Linked DNA regions of Homo sapiens: region 1 is linked to region 2. Evidence: read pairs that join two places in POLR2A ChIA-PET (ENCODE). Cell type or tissue: PC-9. All regions are shown on one strand.

Region 1 (5,000 bases), 190 kb before region 2:
TTCCAAGAAAATACAGTATAAATTTTGTGATTGATACCACTTTTCATGCTAGCCACATAAATTGTCCTTTTTGCTCCCAGGTTAAGAATTCAAGGCTTACAAAAATGAACACAAGGCTGGGCACAGTTGCTCAAGCCTGTAATCCCAGCACTTGGGAGACCGAGACGGGCAGATCACCTGAGGTCAGGAGTTTAAGACCAGCCTGGCCAACATGGTGCAACCCCGTCTCTACTAAAAATACAAAAATTAGCCAGGGGTGGTGGCGCATGCCTATAGTCCCAGCTACTCAGGAGGCTGAAGCATGAGAATTGCTTGAAGCCGGGAGGCAGAGGTTGCAGTGAGCAGAGATGGCGCCACTGCACTCCAATCTGGTCAACAGAGTTAGACTCGGTCTCAAGAAAAAAAAAATTATAATTGAAAATGAACACAGGTTTCTTGTATGTCTCTCCACTTAGTTGATTCTCTAGAGTGTGGTACATTTTACAATGTGTTGTCTGCAGTGTTTATTTACATTGTCTGGCATGCTACAAAGGTTGGTAGCATTTGCTAATAAGGAACCACTATGTGACCAGTGTAAATGATCTACCAGTGCCTCTTCCTGGTTTCGATTTCTTTCCTAGCAAAATACGGGTATAAGAAGTGAACCAGACGTCTTTAAGAAAGAGTATGTCTGCTACTCTTGTTTCCAAAAGTGTTTATATTTATTCATTAAAGAACTTTTGTTACTGAATTCTTTTTAGGAAACTTAGTGAACCATACACTGCCTGTATGGCCAATGATGAAGAATCAGCTTAAGGGGAAAAAATGTATAATGTCCAGCCAGGCGCAGTGGCTCACGCCTGTCATCTCAGCACTTTGGGAGGCCGAGGCGGGCAGATCACTTGAGGTCAGGAGTTCGAGACCATCCTGGCCAAAACCAACATGGTGAAACCCCGTCTCTACCAAAAATACAAAAATTAGCTGGGCGTGGTGGCAGGCGCCCATAGTCCCAATTACTCGGGAGGCTGAGGCAGGAGATTTGCTTGAACCTCGGAGGCAGAGCTTGCAGCGAGCCGAGATTGTGCCACTGCACTCCAGCCCAGGCAACAGAGTGAAGACTCCATCTAAAAAAAAAAAAAAGTATAATGTCTCACAATATAATGCAACAAGATTTCCTACTCAGGACTTACAAAGACCTGTGTCTCTTAAAATACACGGGTCACCGGAATGTAGGTTTTTTGGTAAGTGCTGAGCATTCCTATATTCATTTCCTTCCTCTGTTTTATGATTCACTGGAAAGCTTCAAGCCTTGAAATATTTCTGATTTGATTTTTGCAATATACTTTTTCTTCCCATTGCCATGCTCGTATTTCTGCACACCTCATGTGCTTATACAGTCCAATCATTTTGATGACTTGGGGAGGTGTGAAGAGGCTGAGCTAGACTTCATATTTTCTCCTGTCCCGTGTTCTTATTGTAAAGGAATGTAGTAATGCACTGTGTCTTTTTTGTGTCTGTTGTTGGCTACATGTCCTCAAAACATATTCAACAAGTAGACGTCTATTGAAAAGAAATTTTCCTAAGTTGTCCCCAAGAAAACGACGACACTGGAGTCAGTTCCGTGTTTATAACAGAGTCCCAACACTTGTTTTTCTCCAGGGTTTCTACAAGAAGAAGCATAAAACAGTGTTAGTATGTGACTGACCTTTGGCTTCAAGGCTTCAGTAAATCCGTAAAGTGAGATTGATTAGGATTAATAGCTTTTTGTCCTAGCTAAAAAGTGTTCGAGATCTTGGCTTAAAAAGAGTTCTTTTTGGCCGGGCACAGTGGCTCACGCCTGTAATCCCAGCACTTTGGGAGGCCGAGGCGGGCAGATCATGAGATCAGGAGTCCAAGACCACCAGCCTGTCCAATATGGTGAAACCCTCTCTACTAAAAAATACAAAAATTAGCCAGGCATAGTGCCATACGTCTGTAGTCCCAGCTACTCGGGAGGCTGAGGCAGGTGAATCGCTTGAACCCGGGAGGCAGAGGTTGCAGTGAGCCGAGATCATGCCACTGCACTCCAACCTGGACGACAGAGTGAGACCGTCTAAAAAAAAAAAAAAAAAAAAGTTATTTTTGATACCTTGGAATGTGTTGGCCGTTTTAGGTGCTTCCAGCATTTTATTCAAAGAGTTGAGAACATAAAAGGATAGCTTGATTATACTTAGACCTTAAAAAACTTTTAGGAGTTCATCAAACACATAACCTTTACAACTGGTTAGACTTCCAGCTTTCCTAAACAAGAGTATGGCACTCTTGCCAGTGTTGGTTTAAAGTACATGTAATTTACATAAAATAGCACTGACTGCAGCCTAGGTCTCTAAGCAGAGAATGCTCTGACAACTTTGTCTCCAGGTCCACTCTACTGTTCCTTATTGAGGAGGGAAACCAGGTTCACAGTGTTGTGCTTTCTTCTTTTGGCACCAAAAGGGGCTCCTCCTGGTTTATGAGTTTTAAAGGATGAGGGAAAAATTCATCATGGGGGATGTTATTTTCCTCAGTGGGTAAGTGAAGTCAGGGAAAAACAGAAAACAATGGAGATAAGAGGATGGGATGCGTTCAGTTTATTCTGTTGTTCTCACCACAGTAATTGACTCAGAAGGGACTCATTCTGAATTTAGTATCTAGTGTTAAAAGAACAGGCCTGGGGCAGGCGGAGGCCAGCACTGAGACACAGTGGTGGGTTGAGACCTATTGTATTTTTTAAGTTGTTCCAAGGCTGTCCAGGTGTCCTGATTTAAAGCCTGCTTCTTAAGTCAGGAAATTGTATCTTGTTCTGAGGTTTACTGTAATAAAGTACACAGTCCTAGGGGATGGTACTTCTGGCTCCATGAATCACTTTACAGGCTGGCTGTACTGACCCAAGCCTCATGATTTATTTATGCCATACCACAGTAGGAATGGCAAATATGTAAGCCACACATGGTCTATGGGATGGGCCTTTAACTGGGAAACTGCCATAAATCCGTGAAGTCAGGTAGGACAGAGCCAGCAGGAGCTCATGTCGTGTACAAGATTTCTTCCTGTTTTATAGGGACTTACAGTTCTAGAGCTAATTAAGTTCATCCTCCTTAGAGTGTATCTGTCTTAGTCTGTTGTGTGTTGTTATAAAAGAATATCTGCGCCTGGATAATTTATAATGTAACAAGGTTTATTTAGCTCATGGTTCTGTGGGCTAAGAAGTTCAAGGGCATGGCCCTGGCTTCTGGCAAGGGCTTTCATGCTGCGTCACAAAACAGCAGAGAAGGTCAAAGGGGAAGGGGACACATGCAAACAGGAGAACCTGAGGGTCCATCCTGGCTTTATCACAACCCACTCTCCTGGGAACTAATCTGTTCCCTGCAATACCTAATGCAGTCTTGTCAGAGTGGGAACTCACTCACTACCACAAGATCAGCACCAAGCCATTCCTGAAGGATTCATGCCCCTGTGACCTGAACACCTCCCATCAGGCCCCACCTCCCAACACCATCATACTGGGAATCAAATTTCAACATGAGTTTTCGTGGGGACAGACAAACCATATCCACACCATAGTGATATCCTTGGACTTTTTGTGTGCTGTGTTTATCCAGTCTTTGATTTACTGCTTACAAATCTAAAGAATAGCTCTGAAATATAGTCTAGTCCTATTGTCACTGATATTTTCTCTTCGATTTATTTCTATAAAGTGTTGCCCATGTTTTTCAAATAATTTCTATGTTTTGAGTAAATACTAAGGAGTGCGATGGCCAGATCTTAAGAGTATGTTTAGTTGTGTACAGAACTGCCAAACTGTCTTCCAAAGTGCTGTACCATTTTGCGTTCCCACCAGCGGTGAATGAGAATTCCTGTTGCTCAGCATTCTTGCCATCATCTGGTAGTGTGTGTTCTGGATTTTGTCCATTGTGGTAAGTGTGTAGTGGTATCTCATTGTTCTCATATGCATTTCCTGATTACGTATGATGTGGAGCATCTTTTTGTATGCTTATGTGCCATCTGTATATATTCCTTGGTGAGGTGTCTGTTAAGGTCTCTGGTGCATTTTCTTCCTTTTATCTTGTTTTATTTTTGTTTTTTATAATATTTTCAATTTTTAATTGATACAACATAATTGTACATATTTATGGGGTACATAGTGATGTTTTAATACATGCAGTGTATCATAAGGCCCATTTTTTAATCAGATCATTTATTTTCTTAGTGTTGAATTTTAAGTATCTTTTGTATTATTTTGGATAACAGTCCTTTATCAAATGTATCTTTTGCAAGTATTTTCTCCCATTCTGTGTCTTATTTTCTCATTCTCTTAATATTTGAATATTTAAACACATATTATTTATAAATTAATGGTACATTATTTATAATAATGGTTAAACGGTTGGTAAGTAAATCACTGCTGAGTATATACTGCTTTGAAGGGCCCAAGGATCCATTAGGCCTCCAGCTTTAACCCAGCACAGCATTCTGAAATACCCAATTCTCCCCAGAGTTTCAAGAGTCACCAGGCCTTAACCTTCTTATTGCCTCAAGGACTCTTAGAGCTCACCAGGCTCCTCCTACCACAAGCCTTCATCATATCACCCTGTTCCTGTTGCTTAGGGAGCTTTCTCAGGATAGCATTTCAAGATTGAGTACCCATCCTAGTTTTCTCAGTGTTCCTTGTGAGCCGTGTCACATAGAAGGCATTTAATAAATGTGTGCTGAACTGAGCTGAACCAGCAAGGGCAAAAGGGATTTAAGAGACTGCCGTTTTAATTGAAAAGGAGTAAAAAGACACTGGGAAAGGCAGCATGTATTGGGGGAATATGAGAAATTTCCAAATCACTGGACCATCAGGCTGGAAAATTTAGGTTGGAGCCAAACTGCAAATGGTTTGAATGTCATCATGTATAGTTTATGTATTTATATATACTTACCTTTCTCATAGAAGGGTGAATTTTTATATTATAATAGCTAGAATGTTCTTAGAATTTATCTTCTTAATTCAGAAAACA
Region 2 (5,000 bases):
TGTAATCTCAGTGCTTTGGGAGGGATGGCTTGAGGCCAGGAGTTCTAGACCAGCCTGAGCAACATAACAAGACACCCATCTCTACAAAAAATTTTAAAAAGTATCTGGGTGTGGTGGTGAACACCTGTAGTCCCAGCTACTTGGGAGGCTGAGGTGGGAGCATCCCTTGACCCTGGGAGGTTGAGGCTGCAGTGAGCTATGACTGTGCTGCTGCACTCCAGCCTGGGTGACAGAGGGAGACCTTGTCTGAAAACAAGCAAACAAAATCGTAGGTTCTTCCTCTGCTCCGTTGCTCCCTCCCCATCTTGGCCTCCTTTGCCATACCATAGAGGTGGGGCAGCTGGCGAGAACATGTGGCCCTGGGATATGCCTGTTTTATCAGAACTGATGAAAGTATAACATGTTCACTGAAAAACATTGACTTTTTTTCATTTTTTAATTCATTCATATTTTCATTGAAAATATGAAGAAAATGATGATTTTGAGTTATCATTGGTAGGATTTTGGTGCATTCCTTTTCGGTTTTTTCTGCCTGTGTGTACAAGCACACATGTATTTACAGGCTCAGGTGTGTGTTTCCACACATGCGCGTCTCCTCCGGACAGGTGGTGACACCTTGAGGGCCAGCACCGTGCCTGTTCTCCTCCTCTCCAGCTCCTCTCTTGAGCCTGGCGTGGATCGGGTGCACACAGTGGTAGATCACAGGGATGGCTGGACAAGTGCGTGATCTGTTTCCTGGTGAGCACCTGGAGTCCATGCAGAGCCAGTCCCTGTGATTTCTTTGCCTTTTTGGTTGATGAGCTGCTGGGTAAGGGCAATGTCTTCACCACTTTTGTTTCCTTAAGGTTGTTCAAGAGTCAGGTTTCTCAGCCCCGACACCATGGATATTTTGGACCCAATAATTCTTTGTTGAAGAGGGCTGCTCCATGTATTGTAGGATGTCTGAGAACACACCTGGCCCCTACCCACACGATGCCAGTAGCACCCCACTCCGAAGGATGACAACCAAAAATGTCTCTGGACATTGCCAAATGTCCCGTGGGGAGAGCGGGAGGGAGCAGAGTCACCCTGGGAGACGACCGCTGTTCCAAAATGCCTCTGTTTTTTTCCTGACAGTCTTCCCTTGTTTTTGTTTCTCCTAAATCCTGTGGATTTATTATCCGTTTTACATCCTATTTCCATGCTACTGCCGAGGGCAGGCCGTTGGGGAGCTGATGTGAATTATGGCAGCAGCTTTCTCACTAGCTGTTTGTCCCTGGGCCCACCCTCACAAGGCCATCTCTCCCGCTGCTCCCAGGTGGACCATGCCGCTACCCTCTTCACCCATGAACGGCCACCCTGCTGATTAAACAGGTCCTCAAGTTGAACGAGGTGTCCTGTAGCAGAAGAGGTTTTGGTATTTACTGTGTAGTTGGGGTATCAGCCTTCCTTGGCTAGTCTGGCGGTGATTTTCAAGCTTTTACAAGTCTTTGCGAGCCCGTGCTTTCCGTCCTGTCCGGTGGAAAGCGCATGGCCTTGAGGCTCAGGGGGACTTCGGTTTAAACTAACTCAGCTGTTCAAGCCTAATTGGCTTGCCTTGCCCATTTAGGTTTTCTGAACTCCAGTTTCTTCACTGTTTAAACAGGGATAATAATGCCCAACTCCTAAGGTCATTTTTGAGAATGAAATGTGATAATTTTGTGAATTAGGGCAATGCCTAACATGTATCATGTACTTAGTCAATGTTAGGTCCCACTTTAACACTTCATTGAAAAAAAGTAAAAGTGTCAAGAAATTGACACCTAGATTCTGAAATACCTTGTCGGAATTTAGGCAGAAGATCAGAGTGTTTTATAATTTGGTTTATTTTGATGATTGAGGAGACAAAGGAGACCTGAGAATTCACTTCCATGACAGCTGCTTTTACCGAAGACCTGTTGAGAGGTCTGCAGCTCCAGGCTCTTGGACTTTTCCTGGACAGTCCTCCCAACCAAGAGGTGGGTTCCTGGATGGCAGGAGTGATGTCCTCCTTGTCTGGGCTCCTCTCTCCTCACTGATAATCCCACCACTCGGCGTTGCTGCTGCTCAGCCATATTGACACGTTAATGAGCTAGTGACTTCTAAACAGGTTATCCTCCCCGGTTCAAGAAATCCAGCCATAATTACCATGTTTCATCGATATTAAGATGCATTTCAACATATCTGAGGTCAGAATGCATCTCAGAATCAATATTGTATGACAGTTTGATGACAAGTACTTTTCTTTCTTGGTGGTACAAAATAATGGTGCATTCTAGAATCAGTAGCATCTTAGGTTTGGTGAAATAAGGTAATTGATCACTGTTTACTAAGGGGACCTGTTGTCATTTCCTGGTGCCTAACTTGGTGTTCACTTGGAAATGCACTTTTGTATTTTGCCAAACAGAATATTTGTTTCCTGTCACCTTCAAGTTGAACATCTATTAACCATGTTAAAATTGAGAGAGGAAATTCTAGGCAAAAACTGGACGTCCCATGGACCCTGGACCCTGATGCTTGAGCCTGCTGGGCTGCTCGTGGCCACCTGGGAATCAGCAGTCCAGGATTTCTGCCCTTGCATTGCTGAGAATCTTGAGCAAATGTGCTCATCACTGCCAGTCTCCCTCTTCTCATTGGTACATGGAGTCACAGTGTAACCCCTTCCTATCTCATAGAACCGCTAGGGTCAAGCGACATGGCGTGTAGGGAAGTGCTTTATACCCAACGGTAAGAACAACGAAGTGCTGTTCCTACCTGATACGCAGAAGGGAACTGTGACCCAAAGACTTGTTTAAATTCACTGACAAAGCACAGCTCCAGGTGACTCAGTGTTGATTCATACCTGGCACTTGTCTTCTTATTTGTCTATTTCTAGGAGAGAGACTTTGAAATTATAGAAACTTGTCTGGTGAGATGAAATAGTATCCCAAAGGATCAAAAAGAAGTTACATCCTAGAAGTAGAATGCAAGCTTTTTTTTTTCTTTTTTCATTTTATGCTTTCCTGTTTCACTGCCTTGGCACTGGAAAATATGGGGTAAAATGTTGTTAACATTAACACAAATATATTTATCATGAAGAGTAAATCTAATCTCTTATGTACAGTGTTTTAAAAAAATCAAGTTCTGGCCAGGCGCAGTGTTTCACGCCTGTAATCCCAGCACTTTGGGAGGCCGAGGTGGGCGGATCAGGAGGTCAAGAGATCGAGACCATTCTGGCTAACATGGTGAAACCCCGTCTCTACTAAAAATACAAAATTAGCTGGGTGTGGTGGCGCGTGCCTGTAGTCCCAGCTACTTGTGAGGCTGAGGCAGAAGAATCGCTGAAACCCGGGAGGCGGAGGTTGCAGTGAGCCAAGATCGCGCCAGTGCACTCCGGCCTAGCGACAGAGCGAGACTCCGTCTCAAAAAAAAAAAACAAAAAATTAAGTTCTGCAGTGCAACAGGTGCTGGCTCAACCCTCGCCCCAAAACCTCATGGCAGTGTGACCAGCACACACAGGTGACCTTGAGGCAAGTCAGCCAAACTTGCTTGACCTCAGTTTCCTCACCTGCTAAAATCTTAAAAAGCTGTTGTGAGGATGACATGAAATGAATAGAAAGCACTTACGTTATAAATGCATGCAGAGCCTTGCACTTAGAAAGCACCAGAAAATGTTGGCTCTAATTATGCTTCTGAACAACCACAAAACGCGCTATTGTGCAATTGCCAGTGACTGGTTCTGCCGACAGAATCAAAAGCTTGGTTGTGTCTGGGAGGAAGGAATGAAGTGGTGTTATTTTCATACTTAATGCTGGCGTTAATAAGCTACACACACATGTCAATTTAACAGTAGTCTGACCTAAATAATATTGCATTTTCGACACATACAGCATGTTATACAGTAACCAAATCAAGAATCCTGGTCGAAACCTTACCAAACAGCTTTAAAATATTTCCTTTCAAATGAGATTCTTGAAGTTCACTGTTACCCACTCCATGTGCTGAAGTCTTAAGCAGCATCCTACTTTTATGCTTAAAAGCCTAGGAGACATGGCCGGGCATGGTGGCTCACACTTGCAATCCTAGCACTTTGAGAGGCCAAGGTGGGTGGATCACCTGGGGTCAGGAGTTCGAGACCAGCCTGGCCAACATAGTGAAACCCTGTCTCTACTAAAAATACAAAAATTAGCCTAGCCGGGCATGGTGGCGGGTGCCTGCAATCCCAGCTACTTGGGAGACTGAGGCAGGAGAATCATTCGAACCCAGGAGGTGGAGGTTGCAGTGAGCAGAGATCGCACCATTGCACTCCAGCCTGGACGACAGAGCAAGAGTATGTCTCAAAAAAAAAAAAAAAATAGCCTAGGAGACCTGCCCTCAAAAAATATGCTGTGGGGAGATGGTGTCCTGCTGATCTCTCTCATTCAATATGGCATACAGACTTCTGAGAAGTTACCATGAACCTACTTTCACAGTTGAGGGCTAGGGAAAGTCTTATAGTGTGAAATTCATTAGCCTCATGCGCTGTGTGAAATTCATTAGCTTCACACACTCTGCCCTCTCTGTATTTCTTTCTCCACTCCCCACCCTGTGTTGCCACAGCTGAATGGTGGAGGTACTATTGACTTTTTCTTCTTCATCAACTTTATTGAAGTATAACTTACATACAGTAAAATTCGCACGTTGTACGTGTACAGGTCAATAAATTTGGACGAATATACACACCCATGCAACACCACCCCAATCAAGATACTTCTGCTTTTGCAGAAATCTCCTTGTCTCCCTTCCCTGTAGCCACACCCCACCACCACCCCAACTCAGGCACCCACTGACCTGATTTGTGTCATTCGAGATCACTTTAGTCTGTTCTAGAATTTCACACGAATAGATTTATACCAGAATTATGGTTTATTTTTCAGCTTTTTGGTATTTGGCTTCTTTTGCTCAGCATAATATCTGTGGGATTTATCTAGGTTGTTGCAGGTATCAGTAGTTCATTCTTTTTTTTTTTTTTTTTTTTTTGAGAC

Evidence for each region. ChIA-PET counts read pairs that join two places held together with the same protein. Peaks named below come from ENCODE experiments on the same cell type or tissue, not always from the same donor. Only the 100,000 strongest peaks of a DNase experiment are listed, where the experiment ranks them.
Region 1: POLR2A ChIA-PET joins it to region 2 with 7 read pairs; 2 of 35 experiments call an interaction of 5 or more read pairs at or near these places.

The regions. Positions count from the first base shown.
Region 1 is chr12:1,347,588-1,352,587 of GRCh38, forward strand. All of the region lies in intron 15 of ERC1 (ELKS/RAB6-interacting/CAST family member 1), which reads left to right. Among named protein-coding and RNA genes, the nearest start is that of LINC00942, 150 kb to the right of the region's middle. In PC-9, no CTCF peak of the experiment used is centred here; a DNase peak (open chromatin) is centred at 2,914.
Region 2 is chr12:1,538,126-1,543,125 of GRCh38, forward strand. No RefSeq gene overlaps it. Among named protein-coding and RNA genes, the nearest start is that of LINC00942, 40 kb to the left of the region's middle. In PC-9, no CTCF peak of the experiment used is centred here; DNase peaks (open chromatin) are centred at 2,826 and 3,695.